2 separate regions of the Homo sapiens genome follow, and region 2 is linked to region 1. The links are chromatin loops, found by intact Hi-C in ENCODE. Cell type or tissue: gastrocnemius medialis. All regions are shown on one strand. Each heading gives the region's core, and the rest is flanking DNA. Links, peaks and the distances in the headings are about the cores only. Region 1 has its middle 34 kb from the start of SGK1. Region 2 overlaps CT69 (cancer/testis associated transcript 69).

Evidence for each region. Hi-C counts contacts between places; a loop is a spot of excess contacts. Peaks named below come from ENCODE experiments on the same cell type or tissue, not always from the same donor. Only the 100,000 strongest peaks of a DNase experiment are listed, where the experiment ranks them.
Region 2: it touches region 1 in a loop (5-fold over the local background); 3 of 110 quality-filtered maps call a loop at or near these places.

The regions. Positions count from the first base shown.
Region 1 is chr6:134,351,033-134,353,951 of GRCh38, forward strand. No RefSeq gene overlaps it. Among named protein-coding and RNA genes, the nearest start is that of SGK1, 34 kb to the left of the region's middle. In gastrocnemius medialis, for the core only: no CTCF peak of the experiment used is centred there; a DNase peak (open chromatin) is centred at 1,329; H3K4me3 peaks cover 626 bases; H3K27ac peaks cover 2,213 bases.
Region 2 is chr6:134,464,032-134,466,950 of GRCh38, forward strand. The region is part of intron 2 of CT69 (cancer/testis associated transcript 69); the gene reads right to left. It overlaps LINC01010 (long intergenic non-protein coding RNA 1010), which reads left to right. Exons shown (of 3, transcript NR_038217.1): 2 at 710-818. Among named protein-coding and RNA genes, the nearest start is that of CT69, 13 kb to the right of the region's middle. In gastrocnemius medialis, for the core only: no CTCF peak of the experiment used is centred there; DNase peaks (open chromatin) are centred at 790, 1,530 and 2,059; H3K27ac peaks cover 2,500 bases.

The DNA of each region.
Region 1 (2,919 bases), core at 326-2,825:
TACAAAAATTAGCCAAGTGTGGAGGCTCACGTCTGTAATCCTAGCTACTTGGGAGGCTGAGGCACGAGAATCACTTGAACCCAGGGGGCAGTGGTTGCAGTAAGCAGAGACCTCGCCACCACACTCCAGCCTGGGTGACAGAGTAAGACTCTGTCTCAAAAATAAATAAACAAATAAAAGGTATATAACAAAGAAAGGCATTTATGAATAGCTATTAGTTTTATGTTTTGAAAGCACTACAGGAAATTCATTCTAGTTTTTCAGATAATCATCAACACTGTGTTTTATACTTTAGGCTTTTCAGATAGAATATGATTATGTGGCAGCTCATACCTGAAATGACTCTTGTGGAATTCAGCTGAGGATATAGCCAATGGCCAAACCATTTGTTGCCAATTTCAGGAGTAATGGTCCTAATTGTTGAAGAATGGAGACTTTCTTCATAGGTTCTACCTGCAGAGGCCTCTCCCAATCATTGTAGACTAGTGGGGTTCTGATGAGAAGTTTCCTTTAGGGCCTTACACAAGAACGTTATGAAACCTCTGCTTTCTTGAAGAACCTAACAATTATCTGTAAGTCTAAGAGTCGTTTGCTGATAGTCAGTGGATGCTCCCGGATTTGTATACTCTGCTGAAGGGACTTAGAGCTGCTCATGGCTGGAAAGGGGGCTCAGAACTTTGTCTTGAAGCTGCCCCTGAAGAGCAAGCACAATAGCTTTATTTAGAAGAAATGATTACTTGGGGTAGCTGAAGAAGCAAGTAAAAAGGGGTTGGAGCTGGTGGCAGCCTAAAACCTCCCCCTTCCACTCCATGTCAGTGCTGCTGATTGTGTTTGGGGGAATAAAAGACATCATATAGCAATTGGCATAGGTCACAAAGGATCAGAAGACAGGCTAATGCTCTTAAATATGACTTAGAGGACTAAAAAAATACTGGTGAGAGACATTTCTAACCAGACTATAAAAGCTACGCGCTATCAGCATAGTTTCTTTCGTTTTGTTTTTCACCCAGAGATATCCCTCCAAAACGCAAGTCTGATCATAGCTCTTCTGAAAGCCTCTTCCTGGCCTCCCACTGCCTGCTGAATCAAGGTTGAGCATGAGAGTTGGTGTGACACAGGGGGCCCTGGCCAGCTCCTAGCCCTCCAGCTGCACCTACTCCCATTATCCCAGGCATCTCTTTGCTGCCTGTTGTTGCTTTCCCATCCAACTCGTCAGTAACACTGACTGCAAGTTTATAGGACAAGATACTATTTCATGCCTCTTTTGCACCTGCTGTTTTCTTTGCTTCCAAGAAAGCCTTGTGGCTTCCCCTCCCTCCACTCTCCCTCCCCCAAAGGCTGCCTGGTGACTGCTATTTCTCCCTGAGAACCAGCTCAGATGTCAGTTTCTGCAGGGCCCTTTCTTAACCACTCCTGACACCCCCAGGGTTAAAAGCTCTCCCTTTAAGCTGCTCTGCGTCCTTCTCACATGTTGTGTTGTATCAGATCATTGGTTCATTTTATTTATGTGTCCTCTTCCAATTCATAAGCTTGTTGGAAACAAGGCTCACCTTTTGATTTGTCTCTCTTTCCCTAGCAACTAGACAGAGTCTGATACATTATAATCAGTCAATATTTTTGGGTGAATGAATCCTAGATTTTAAGTTTAGCAATTATTCTATACTCAATAAATTTCCATGTATTTCATTGAAATTAATTCATCAATACATTTCAAAAATCTGAACTCCCAGCTGTACTGTAGGGTAAACTTTGTAAGTAGTGATGCGCTCCCTAGGTCTGCAGCTTTGAGATCTAAAACAGGGCTGTGCACAATCACTTTAGCTCCTGGCTAAGTCTTTGACCCTGCAATTTAGATGTGATTATATCTTTTGAATTCCCATTATATTTCTGTTGTCAACCTCTCAGACAGCTTAACCACAGTCAGGCAAAGGGAAGAAACACATTGAAGTCTGATTTACAACCTTGTGGTCTTTTGGAGCTGTAAGTCAGATTGAGAAGTTACAGGACAGGGAGACTTTGTAAAGTAGGAACTTCTCACAGTGGTAAGTCAGAAATGAGAAAATCCTAGGTCAGAGAAATAATGGTTCTCCAGTTGCAGGGAGTAGCTGCCATCACACTCTCCATCAACATAGGTCTTTGGGTATCTGCCCATTCTCTAATTCGAGTCTCAGTTTGATGTGAAGTTATCTTCTCTTCTTGAACTCACACATAAATAAGTTCTTCTTTGGAACAGAGGAGTGGATTGCTTGTCAGCCCCTCAGAGACTCCGTGGAACCAGGAGTGAGTCACTCCATGTGGTATTGAGGCTCTTTGTTTGACTAATCTCTCATTTAAGATGTTCAAGTGGCTAATAGATGGGAAAGTTCCCTGGAGAAAGTAACTTGCTTGCTTGTGAGTTTCCGTGTGAGGAATCTCTGAGATCTGCTTCTGAATAGCTCTGCTTTTCATCTTGATCATTCATTAATTCAAAAATGGCTTAAATTGTGGCCTAAACATTGAGGTTTGCTCTTCTCCCACAAATTTTAAACAGGAGACCCTTCCTTTTTTGAGATCTGCTTCGAATAGCTGTGCTTTTCATCTTGATCATTCATTAATTCAAAAATGGCTTAAATGTGACCTAAACGTTGAGGTTTGCTCTTCTCCCACGAATTTTAAATAGGAGACCTTTTCTCTTTACACAAGTTTGACAGACCAAGAGTATGTCCTAAAATTAAGCTGTAGTCTCTAAACTTATGACAGTTTGTGAGAGTTGAAATGCAGTAAATGCAGCTTGCAGTGCCTAGATCGTGATTGCTGGATGAAGATATCTTGGGAACAGAGTCCTTCCTATCTGTGATTGGTATTTTCCAGCTTCCCTCTTCCTTTGTGCAGTTCTGTTCCAGTCCCTGTGCCTCGCCGGCCCCACCTGGAATAGCATTT
Region 2 (2,919 bases), core at 319-2,818, 110 kb after region 1:
AAGAAAAAAAAAAACATTATTCAAATATGGAAGTAAAATGGAGTGTAAACGAGAGCCTAGAAAGGATGTTTCAGCTTGAAGTTCTGCGTCCATAAGGAATTTGAAATATTTTGATAACTTTCTGGTTTTAAAGACCAGATTAGGCTGGGCATGGTAGCTCACACCTTTAATCCCAGCACTGTATGAGGCTGAGCAAGGCAGGTTGATTGCTTGAGTCCAGGAGTTTGAGACCATGCTGGACAGCATGGCAAAACCCCATCTCTACCCAAAGACAAAATCAAAAATTAGCCAGGTGTGGGGACGTGTACCTGTAGTTGCAGCTACTTGGGAGGCTGTGGTGGGAGGATCCCTTGAACCCAGGAGGCCACGGCAGCAGTGAGCTGTGATGACTCCACTGCACTCCAGCCTGGGTGACAGAGTCATACCCCGTGTCCAAAACAAAAGAAGAGTGAGAATAAGAATAATAAGAAGAAAAAGACCAAATTAGTGGGCCTGGATGAACATGTTTTTCGAACCCCTGGAACATCCTAAACGTATTTCTTTCTATCTGTATTTGCCATTAAATGTCACAGAAAAATAATCTTTGCTTTTAAGCCCCTCATGAAGCTCAAGAAGACGAGAAAGTAGCCATTCCAAAGAAATTTTATTTCATTTATTTTATTCTATTTATTTATTTATTTTTCACATGGAGTCTCCCTCTGTTACCCAGGCTGGAGTGCAGTGGTGCACACGCCTCACACTGTGACACAGCGGGAGAGCCCAGAGCGACAGCTGTTGGAATGACTGCACTCTTCCTGCTCAAGTCTGACCTTTCCAAGGTAGGATTTGATTACAACTAGCAATATGGAATTACAAGCAGGGAGAGGTGCCGAGACCACAAGACATCAGGAGACTAAAATAGCAAGGTGGTGAGGCAATCTGCCTTTTATTCCCCTTTCAAGCTATGAGAAGTAGGCAAATGATGCGGCTGAACAATGCCTCCTTGACTTCAGGATATAAAAACTACTTTCATGAGCTTCAAGTCAGGGTAAGTGGGGAAAATGACAATAAAAGTAAATTTAAAAAACCACATTTAAACCCAGTCAACTTAGGATATTTTGTAGTACAAGCGCCAATCTATATGGTTCCTCTGAGATGCCCACATCGCAGGAAGCCTCAAATTTAACTACCAGAAATATTCTGAGAAAATAAAATAAGAAATTCTAAGCTTATAAACGCTTTTGTATGTGCTATTTTAGGTAGTTTTCAGTATGAGTCATTTATCTCCTCCCACAACCGAACTTCAATCATGTTTCAGCTTATTCTAATTAGTTTCTCATTATCTTTTAAATTATTATTTATTTCTGCATGTATTCCTTCCTCAATTTTTAAAAATGTATTATTAAATTTATTGTTGGTAACTCTTTTTCTCAGAAACTCTAAGTTTCAAGAATTTCTCTTATTGTTATTATTATGTTTTGAGACAGAGTCTTGCTCTGTCACCCATGCTGCAGTGCAGTGGTGCAATCTTGGCTCACTGCAACCTCCATGTCCCCAGTTCAAGCGATTCTCGTGCCTCAGCCTCCCGAATAGCTGAGATTACAGGCGTGTGCCAACACACCCAGCTAATTTTTCTATTTTTAGTAGAGACACGGTTTTGAACTCCCGGCCTCAAGTAATCCGCCCACCTTGGCCTCCCAAAGTGCTGGGATTACAGGCATGAGCCACTGTGCCTGGCCAAGAGTTTCCTATATGATGCAGTCATGCTCTGAAAAGGATAAGCAATAATCTAATATGCAATATACAATGCAATAATAATATATGCTTGTATATGTATAATATTTTATAACTACAAAGACTTTCACATATATTATCTCATTTAATCCTGAACACACAATAGCATCCAACCCTCCTCCTTTTCCTCCTGAGCACAGTGTTAAATGTTCCCTATGCAATGTCTCTAGAGATGAAAGAGTCAGGAGAGAAAGACATTAAGGAATATATTTGGATATATTAGGGGACCATGAAAGGTAGTTGAACCAACACTGCATAACCTAGGCATGAGCAGTCCCAGGAGGAGTGGCTTCTCTGCTGTTTATTTCTACTATCTGGTATTGGGCAAGTTAGAACCTCTTCAGACCTCTGTTTGCTCATAGGCAAAATTAACACATACCTGCCCTGACTCCCCGACAGAGCTACCATGAGAATCAAATTAGGTAACATGTGAGAAAATATTTTATAGTTTGCCAGATGCCAAATAAATATTTTTATGAACTTTCTTTCTGTACTTCACTCTTGTGGCATCAACATTTGTGGCATTAACCTAAACAGAAGCCTCAGTCAATTAAAGAATAGAAAAGATAAACATTTTTAGAACTGTAAAGCGTGTTCTAAGAGTTTCTTGGCCATTTGACTTTTCTTATAATCAAAACATAAAGCCATTCACCTGGCAGCTGGGTACCTGAATTATAATTTAGTAACAGTTGCGCTCAAGAGGAAACCAAGATCCTATAGGACCTTTCACAAATCAGGGTTCTTATTTTTTATTATTCTCAAAGTGAAGTCTGCAGACCACCTGCATCCAAATCCCATGGCATAATTATAAACATTTCTGATTGCTGCACCCTGCTTTTACCTACTGAATCAGAAGCTCCCAGAATATGGGCCCAGAAACAAACCTTTTTTTAGAAAACACACTAGCTGATACTTATGCTCACTAGTCCAAGAAACCCAGAACTTACTGGTTGAAATTTGCAAGTTGTAAGAGAACATTTGTTCTTCATTTCTTTCCAGCAGTAACAAGATTTCTCTATCAACATTCTATTAAAAACAGATATGAGCACGTATGTGAAATAAAAGCAGCACTCCACTTGTGTGCAAAATTTGACATCATTTTTTTGAAAGTGCCTTGAAGTAATGTTATCTCAGCTTTCTTTAATT